Regions from separate parts of the Homo sapiens genome. Here regions 2 and 3 are each linked to region 1. A link is a contact called in ENCODE Hi-C data. All regions are on one chromosome and are shown on one strand. Each heading gives the region's core, a stretch centred on a gene start or an enhancer-like site at or near the end of the contact. The rest is flanking DNA. Distances are from core to core; before and after follow the strand shown. Region 1 holds the start of ZXDC (ZXD family zinc finger C). Region 2 holds the start of MBD4 (methyl-CpG binding domain 4, DNA glycosylase). Region 3 holds the start of RAB7A (RAB7A, member RAS oncogene family).

Evidence for each region. Hi-C counts contacts between places; a loop is a spot of excess contacts on that map. Pooled maps may share reads with other maps.
Region 2: a loop to region 1 is called in a pooled map, with 13 times the contacts of the local background. The contact joins the promoter of MBD4 here to the promoter of ZXDC in region 1. A Hi-C loop is called at or near these places in 6 of 50 pooled maps.
Region 3: a loop to region 1 is called in a map of B cell, with 26 times the contacts of the local background. The contact joins the promoter of RAB7A here to the promoter of ZXDC in region 1. A Hi-C loop is called at or near these places in 2 of 168 maps with a recorded cell type or tissue (B cell and naive thymus-derived CD4-positive, alpha-beta T cell) and 8 of 50 pooled maps.

Annotation. Positions count from the first base shown.
Region 1 is chr3:126,474,503-126,477,330 of GRCh38, reverse strand. ZXDC (ZXD family zinc finger C) reads left to right here and starts at 1,440. Exons shown (of 10, transcript NM_025112.5): 1 at 1,440-2,372. The coding sequence starts at 1,466. RefSeq lists silencers at 1,171-1,680, 1,751-2,010 and an enhancer at 2,568-2,828.
Region 2 is chr3:129,438,547-129,441,374 of GRCh38, reverse strand. It overlaps MBD4 (methyl-CpG binding domain 4, DNA glycosylase), which reads left to right and starts at 1,427. Exons shown (of 8, transcript NM_001276270.2): 1 at 1,427-1,645. The coding sequence starts at 1,542. It overlaps IFT122 (intraflagellar transport 122), which reads right to left and starts at 1,151. Exons shown (of 30, transcript NM_052989.3): 1 at 1,004-1,151. The coding sequence starts at 1,044. RefSeq lists enhancers at 148-197, 598-647, 678-727, 878-1,087, 1,288-1,427 and 1 more.
Region 3 is chr3:128,724,723-128,727,550 of GRCh38, reverse strand. RAB7A (RAB7A, member RAS oncogene family) reads right to left here and starts at 1,368. Exons shown (of 6, transcript NM_004637.6): 1 at 1,192-1,368. RefSeq lists a silencer at 945-1,234 and enhancers at 501-1,485, 1,515-1,644.

The sequences.
Region 1 (2,828 bases), core at 191-2,690:
AGGACACAGTTCCTGGGCTCCAGGAGCCTACATTCCAGAGAGGGAGAGACAGTGAAGGAGCAGGGAAGGAACTCAACAAAACAACGGGTGATGAGAGCTCTAAGAGCAAACAGATCAGACAGAGGTGGGAATACGGGACTGGGTAAGCATGTGCTTTGGATCAGAAGGGGCGCAGAGTCCTCCCAGAGGAATCAGAGATCAGCTGCGCCAAGTCTCTGAGGCTGGAACCAGCTTGGCTTGCTGGATGAACTGGGAAAAAGAGGTGGGGTGCGGGGGAGGGGTGGGGGGGGCAGCGGGAGAGTGGCGGGAAGTGAGGGCAAACAGGTAGGGGAGGGTAGACTAGCAAGGCCATAGGCGCCTTCGGGAGCAAGGTGGAGGTGAGCATAATTTGATGTGCAATTTTTAGATCATAAAACGGTGCCCCGTGGATGGGAGCGAGTGGAGCGGAGGGAGACCGATGACCAGCTAGTAGTTATTTTTCAGGTACCCAGGAATAAAGTGCGGGTTTGGATCTGAGTGGTGGTGAAGTTGAAGTGGAGGAGTCCAGATTGAATGCGGAGGTGTACGGTGAGGTGGGGGAGGGTGAGGACCGGAAACAGTAAGTAATTAAGCTGTTGCAGAGTGAGGTTGTGCCAAGTTTAGTAGGAAATACAGTTGGAAATACAGGCAGGGGTCCTGCGTATCAGGGAGGCCCCGTGTGCCGAGCAAGGACCTGGGCCAAAGCAAACGAGGTCTGTGCGCCAGCGGCGGCAGGCGAGCTTGCACTTAAGTGAGCTGGGGGTAGGCGTCCGGCCTGTTGGACAGGTTCGAATCCTGGATCTGCCGGCTGCCGAGTGACTCGAGCTCGCCGTCCCTGTTTCCTCACCCCTGGGTGACCGCGCACGCTTAATCAGCTCGGACAGGTACAGCCCCTGGGACGCAGTCAATGCCTACGAGAGGTTGCCTGTTAAGTGTCTGAAATATTAATACGATTCGAAGTCAAGACAAGCCTCGTCTTCCACGCCAGCGGGAACGAGAAGGAATCGCTCAGCGTTGGGAGCCTCACCCCGTCCCCTGTCGGTCCCGTGCCCCGCCGCTCGCCCTCGTAGGTGCCGGCGCTCCGCCCCCCGACCCCGCGCCCCGCCCCCCGACCCCGCGCCCCGCCCCCCGACCCCGCGCCCCGCCCCCCGACCCCGCGCCCCGCCCCCCGACCCCGCGCCCCGCCCCCCGACCCCGCGCCCCGCCCTAGTCGGTCCCGGCGCCCCGCCCCCGCCTCCGCCTCCGGCGCCCCGCAGCCCAGCCTCACGTCACGTCAGCCCAGCAGGCCTCGCGCATCGCCCGGCGGCGTCCGCGCACGCGCGGTTCCGAGCCGGACTCTACGCCGGGGCTTGGCGCGGATCGCGTCCCGGGGCGGCGCACGCACACCTGGGCGGGGCGCGGGCAGCTCTGCGTCCGAAGCTGCTCCGACGCCGTCGCTGGGACCAAGATGGACCTCCCGGCGCTGCTCCCCGCCCCGACTGCGCGCGGAGGGCAACATGGCGGCGGCCCCGGCCCGCTCCGCCGAGCCCCAGCGCCGCTCGGCGCGAGCCCCGCGCGCCGCCGCCTGCTACTGGTGCGGGGCCCTGAAGATGGCGGGCCCGGGGCGCGGCCCGGGGAGGCCTCCGGGCCAAGCCCGCCGCCCGCCGAGGACGACAGCGACGGCGACTCTTTCTTGGTGCTGCTGGAAGTGCCGCACGGCGGCGCTGCCGCCGAGGCTGCCGGATCACAGGAGGCCGAGCCTGGCTCCCGTGTCAACCTGGCGAGCCGCCCCGAGCAGGGCCCCAGCGGCCCGGCCGCCCCCCCCGGCCCTGGCGTAGCCCCGGCGGGCGCCGTCACCATCAGCAGCCAGGACCTGCTGGTGCGTCTCGACCGCGGCGTCCTCGCGCTGTCTGCGCCGCCCGGCCCCGCAACCGCGGGCGCCGCCGCTCCCCGCCGCGCGCCCCAGGCCTCCGGCCCCAGCACGCCCGGCTACCGCTGCCCCGAGCCGCAGTGCGCGCTGGCCTTCGCCAAGAAGCACCAGCTCAAGGTGCACCTGCTCACGCACGGCGGCGGTCAGGGCCGGCGGCCCTTCAAGTGCCCACTGGAGGGCTGTGGTTGGGCCTTCACAACGTCCTACAAGCTCAAGCGGCACCTGCAGTCGCACGACAAGCTGCGGCCCTTCGGCTGTCCAGTGGGCGGCTGTGGCAAGAAGTTCACTACGGTCTATAACCTCAAGGCGCACATGAAGGGCCACGAGCAGGAGAGCCTGTTCAAGTGCGAGGTGTGCGCCGAGCGCTTCCCCACGCACGCCAAGCTCAGCTCCCACCAGCGCAGCCACTTCGAGCCCGAGCGCCCTTACAAGTGTGACTTTCCCGGTAACCGCGCTCTCGGGGGCGGGCGGGCTGCGCGGTGTTGCAGGCAGGTCTGGGGTGCCACGTCCGCCCCACAGAGGGGCCTGCCAGACCTTAGCAAGCCGGGGACGCAGGCTCTTCGGGATTTGTATTCTAGCTCCTTCCATGTCATTCGATTTGAGATCTTGGCCCTGCCCTGCCGCAGGGATTCCGATGGCAGGTAGCGCAGATCACCACAGCTGCGCTTCCCAAAGGTGGCGGCAACAGATATCCTTAACCTGCTTGTGCTTGATGAAAGCGGCACGCATCTTCACAGAGTGGCACGGAGCTATGTGTCAGGTCTTTATTTTCCTCAGTCTCGTCATTTGTTTACGGGGTGCACACTCCGTGCTAGAGGAGCAGAGATGAATGTGGCCAGATTCAGGACCTTAACACGCTGGGAGGATAGCCACAGGTGTGCGCACATCCTGGCTTTTTTTG
Region 2 (2,828 bases), core at 178-2,677, 3.0 Mb before region 1:
GTGCCGAACACAAAAGAGAGGACCCGTCTCCAACGTGAGCCTTGAAGGATGTTCAGGATTTCCGTGTGAGATGAGGAGAGACGGCATGCTTTACACAGAGAAAGATCTCAGAAGGGACAGAACCAAAGACAAGTAACCTGCTCCAGTGGCCAGAACAGAGGCTTCACAACAATGCTGAATGATTTTCAAAGTCAGGCCAAGACCTATCCCATAAGTAAGAATATGACAAAACAGACTGCTATGTTATAGATTTAGGCGATAACAATGGAATAGGACATTAAATAACTGAATCAAAAGGTGACAAAGTCATTCCCCTTCAGTTCTTTTTCAGACTTCCCAATTAGGAGAGCTTGTGTTTGGTGCTCATTTTGAGCACCTTTCTGATCATACCTGCCCATCTCCAGTTTTAGAGAAACGAGATCTCAGGTTTAAAGGCTCCCTAGCAACAATAGCTAGCTACAGCTTGTTCAGTTTTGTTTCTCCCTACTTTAAGTTTTACTTTTACACTTAGAGCAAGCGACGCTGATTTTATCTTAACATTTAGAGCAAGTGACACTGGTTTTCATAAATGGAGTAATAAAGTTTCCTTGTAAAATGTGAAATCATAATTAAAATAAATGAGACAATTTAGAGAAAAACGTCAAGAAAACAAGAGTATGGGTACTATGTGGATGTGGCAAGAACTGTGAAGCTTGAGCAGCTTCGTGCTGTCTCGTGGGTGTGAGATGAATCCAAGGCAGCGACAGGGCCAGACCGTGAGGGAAGAGCCGCCTCCACCCGCCACCACCTCAGGCGCGGCACCTCCCTTTGCCGCTCTCCAACCCTCGGGAGTTTCTCCAACCGCCAAGGGGCGGGAGGGCGACCCTGCAGTCTCCCAGGCCGGGGTTCAGTGCCCTCGGCCCAGGCAGCAAGCCCGCTGCCCCCCTCAAACACGCTGCAGCGGCTCGCGCACTCCCCGCGAGGACTCGACCTCCTGCTCTTCGCGAACCGCCCCGCTCCTCACCAGTGCTCGGCTTTATCTCTCCACGTCAACACGGCCCTCATCACGGCTTCCCTTACGGCTCGGGCTCCTCCTACCCGCCTCAGCGTCTGTCTCAGCAACCGCCTCACTAACGGTCGCCACTCCACAAGCCACTTTGGCTACCTGCGTTACCCCTGGCAACGTACATGCGCGGTAAGCTGAGTGCGAGGGCGCCTTGCTCCGAGCGCGCATGTCCGAAAGGGAAAGCCAGAAAAGCAGCAAAAGCAATGGTGGCACTGGAGCCCCTAAGGCGCCAGCGCAACCAGAGCGCGAGCGATTGGTCGGGGCGTGTGGGGGCGGTGCGTCTTCCTCGAGAATGGATTTGATTGGTGGAGCGTGGAAATGGCGGCTGTAGCCGAGGGGGCGGCCGGAAAGCAGCGGCGGCGTCTGGGGCGCTTTCGCAACATTCAGACCTCGGTTGCAGCCCGGTGCCGTGAGCTGAAGAGGTTTCACATCTTACTCCGCCCCACACCCTGGGCGTTGCGGCGCTGGGCTCGTTGCTGCAGCCGGACCCTGCTCGATGGGCACGACTGGGCTGGAGAGTCTGAGTCTGGGGGACCGCGGAGCTGCCCCCACCGTCACCTCTAGTGAGCGCCTAGTCCCAGACCCGCCGAATGACCTCCGGTAAGTTACTGTCCCCTTTTGGGCCTCAGTTTCACCACCTGTAAAATGGTATCGGGAGAGTGGACAGTGTGTGGGCCTTTCTAACCTTTGACAGAGGGTCGGCAGAAACCTCGAAGCCCACGGGTTTAGTTACTAGGGTCTGGAGCCCAGGTGCTCTTCCTGTGCGATCAGCCCTGGGGTGCGCTCGACTTCCTCATCTAAGATGACTAGGGAGACTGGGGGGGAGCCGGGAGGTTTTGTGAAAGAGGTCCCCTTGGGGTTGGAGGATCCTAGGAAGTCATTAGACTACGTGTGTGATAGGAGGTTAAGATTTACCTACTTTTTTCAAAATTTAATACTAAGAACTACTTTGAAAGAGGCATCACCTTCTTTTTACAGAGTCTTTTACCGAGACTTTGAGATGTTAAGTAACTTGCTGCTAAACTTACAGCTGGTAGAGCTGGAATTTGAGCCCCAGTCTCTTAAGAGTTTGTGCTGATTCCACCAGGCTTCAGTATTTTTATCTCTAAAATTGTAAACAATATCATTTCATAAGATCCATCCAGCTCCTCAAAATTATTTTACCCCAAATTACATCAGAAAACCTTGATTCTAATTCTAGTTCTTGCAGTTTCCCTATTTGTAGAAAAGAACTTGGGTTAAATGATCTCTCTAGACCCATCCACCTTTTACAATCTGTGGTTTAGTGATTAGGATACACTTTACTGAAATTTTTTTTTTAATTTTAAAAGTATGTTTTCATCATAGAAGACACATTGGAACTTTAATGAAGTTTTAGTTTAGTGGGTTTTTTTTTGAGATGAGGTCTCGCTCTGTCACCCAGGCTGGAGTGCAGTGGCACAATCATAGCTCCCTGAAGCCTTGACCTGCCGGACTTAAGCAGTCCTCCTACCCCGGCCTCCTTAGTAGCTGGGACCACAGGTATGCTCCACCACGCCCGGTTGCTTGTTTTTTTTTGTTTTTTTGGGTTTTTTTTTTCATTTTTTGCAAAGACGAGGATCTCACTGTGCTCTCCAGGCTGGTCTCAAACTCTTGGGATCAGGTGATCTTCCCACTTCCTCCTCCCAAAGTGCTAGCATTACAGGAATGAGCCACCTTGCCTTGCCAGCTTTTTTCAATAACAGTATGGGGGAGAAGTATTAGACCAAGATTTGGTAGACTTGGGTTCTCGTGTCTGTTCTGC
Region 3 (2,828 bases), core at 119-2,618, 2.3 Mb before region 1:
CACCACAATATGTGTGATAAGTCGCAAACGGCATTTCTTATGGCTTTAAGGGAGAACTGATGCTACCAGAAAGACTTTCAAATGACATCAATAGAAAGAAAGGAGGTGGTGGGAGGCACTGAGGTACAGATACCAGGTAGCAAAAGATAAACCAGCAAGCTTCAGGGGTACGTGAAAGCAGTACAACCTAGAAATTTAATACAGTGCTCTGGAGTCTGACTGCCTGGGCTTGCATCTCTGCTTCGTAACTTATTAGCTGTGTGACCTTGGCCAAATGGCTTAGCCTCTCTGTTCAACTTCCCACTGTGTTAAGTGGGCACAACAGTGGTACTTCAGAGGGTTGTTCAAAGAACTAAACATAATGATCTGTTAAAAGGTCTTGCCACGCTGCCTAGCATACAATAAACGCTCAAATATTTGCTGTCAATATTCTCAATATTCCCCTTATGACCCCATTAGGTATCAAGCCTAAAATGAATGCAGAAAGAGGCCCCAAACACGGTCGGAATGGAAACACAACTCTACATCCAACTACCATCTTTCCTCGATTAAGTTGAAAAACTTCTCTCAGGATTTACCGTAACATGCCTAGGACAAAAAGCTCCCTGTCTCCCAGCGCCAGAGGCGCCTCAATGTACACAAGTGTCGAGGCGAGCCCAGCGCACGTGACCTGACTCACTGCCTTGACTCAGTTGCCGTCAGGGAACTCCCACTAACAGGGTCAGGCTGTTCAACTGAAGAACCGGATGGGAACGCGGCTCGGCCCCCAGCGCCTGTGACCCATGCCCGCCGGGTGGGCACGGCGGCGGGCGGCGTGGGCTCTGACACCCTCCTGCTCGCCGCGCTAAGGAACTCCACTGGCCAGCGCGTCCTGCCGCGGCGCAGGGCCGCCCAAGTCAAGGAACCCTCTCGGGTCTCTGAGATCCAGGCCAACAGTAAACAGAGCGTCCGAGACGGGTGGCCGGGGCGGGCAACCCGGCCAGAGGTCACGCCCGACGACCTCCGACCTCTCCAAGCCGGGTGGGGTCTTGGCCTGCTCCGGGGGCCTGAGCGATGCCGGGTGTGCCCGCGTGGCCAGGGCTGGGACTGGAGCCTGCCCAGGAGGACAGGGAGGACGCGAGGCCCTGGCGACCGAGGGGCTGAGGGGGGGGATGGGGCCAGGCCGCCGGCCGGGCTGGGCCCGCTGCTTACCGCGGCCGCTGCGCTGGGGGCTCCGGGCCGGGCGCGTCGCGAGGGCTCCCGCCGAGGAGGAGACTAAACGGAGGACAGAAGCGAGAAGGTCCAAGTTCTGGTTCCAGGGAACTCTCCCGAGCTCTCCAAGCCGCCAACTCCGCCGCTGCCGCCGCCTCAGGCTTTATGGCCAAGACTCCAGGCCCGCTCCCACTTCCGCCACCGCCGCCGCCCCGAGCGGAAGTACCTGTCACGAGACGCTCGACGCCAGGGTGCGGGGGAGGAGCCCCGCCTCAACCTTGCGTCACGTTCCGGCTGCCTCGGGACTGAGCCTGGATCTCGTGCTACAAACATGTCTGCCCCCAAATGGTTGTCCCCATCTTTGAGGCTCATACAAGGAGCAGGACGGCGCCATGTTGGACCCACAGACAGATTCCCTCAGCCATCCCTCCTTACTCCAGAATAAATAATGCCACCGAAGAGGGGACAAGGGGTAAACTGGCCATTCCAGTTGTGTCCTTCTTCGAAAGGCATCATTTATCCTTACTTTAATTACTTAACCAAAAATTATTATCACCATTTTACAAATAAGGAACTGAGACTCAGTATATCATGTCACTTGGTCTAGCTCAACACAGAAACTGGTGGAGCGAGGTTTTGAACCAAGATCTGTCTGATGCCAATATGTGTTATCGTTCTAGTAGACTGCAAATGACTACAGCAATTGTGTGGCTCGGTGATAGAGACAGGAGAAATAGGCACTTTGTCTGGCAGAGGAGACAGCCCAAGAAAATGGAAAATGAGCTAAAGCCTCTCTGAACTTAGTATTAGAGAAGATGTGATAAAGATGGACCGGGTAGAACTCTTCTTGTAAGCACAGAGCAGCCTCCCAAGCACCAGCCCCATCCGAACACATCAGGATCCACTCAGAATTTTTGCCTCCATCTTCAACAATGCCCTCTCATAGTCTTTTCTTATTTTGGTTCATGCAAGCTCCATTCTTTCAATTGTTCCATCCAAAAACCTTGCAATTGTTACAGTAAGTAGTCAGACCTGAGCAGGGCAGGAGAGGGGCCACTCCCCGACCAGCAATGTGAGGCAACCATGACGTGGTTGTCAGGTTAAGCTGTCTCTCTAAAATAATAATTGGTTGCAGCCAGACCAGAGAAAGGCAGTCTCCCAATAGATAAAAACACCTAAAACTGGTGATCAGCAGCTTCCCGATAAGATCTCAGGAGTTGAGGGGTCTGGGGAAAAAAAAAATCTCAAAAGCTAGGCAAGCAGTCTCAACCCTGAGATGGTACAATGTCTGGGGTTTCCCCTACTTTTTCAACCAAAATTGGCTCTTTCCCCAAAACCCTCACCACCTATTCTCCTGTTTTCTCTATGTGTATTCTGAAATGGCCTTGCACACTGCAGAACCATCCGCCTCTGGGGTAAGTCCACTCTTTCTCTGCTTTCACTTTGCATGTGCCCAGGAGTTCAAGACCAGCTTGGGCAACATAACAAGACTGTCTCTTCCAAAAGATAAACAAAAAAGAAAAGAGAAGGCACACATCTACATCAGACCTCTGCAGTTGTACTTCTCTCTACCTGGAAAGCTCTTCCTCCAGGTATCTGCTTGGCCACTCCCTCACTTTCCTCTGGTCTTGACTTTA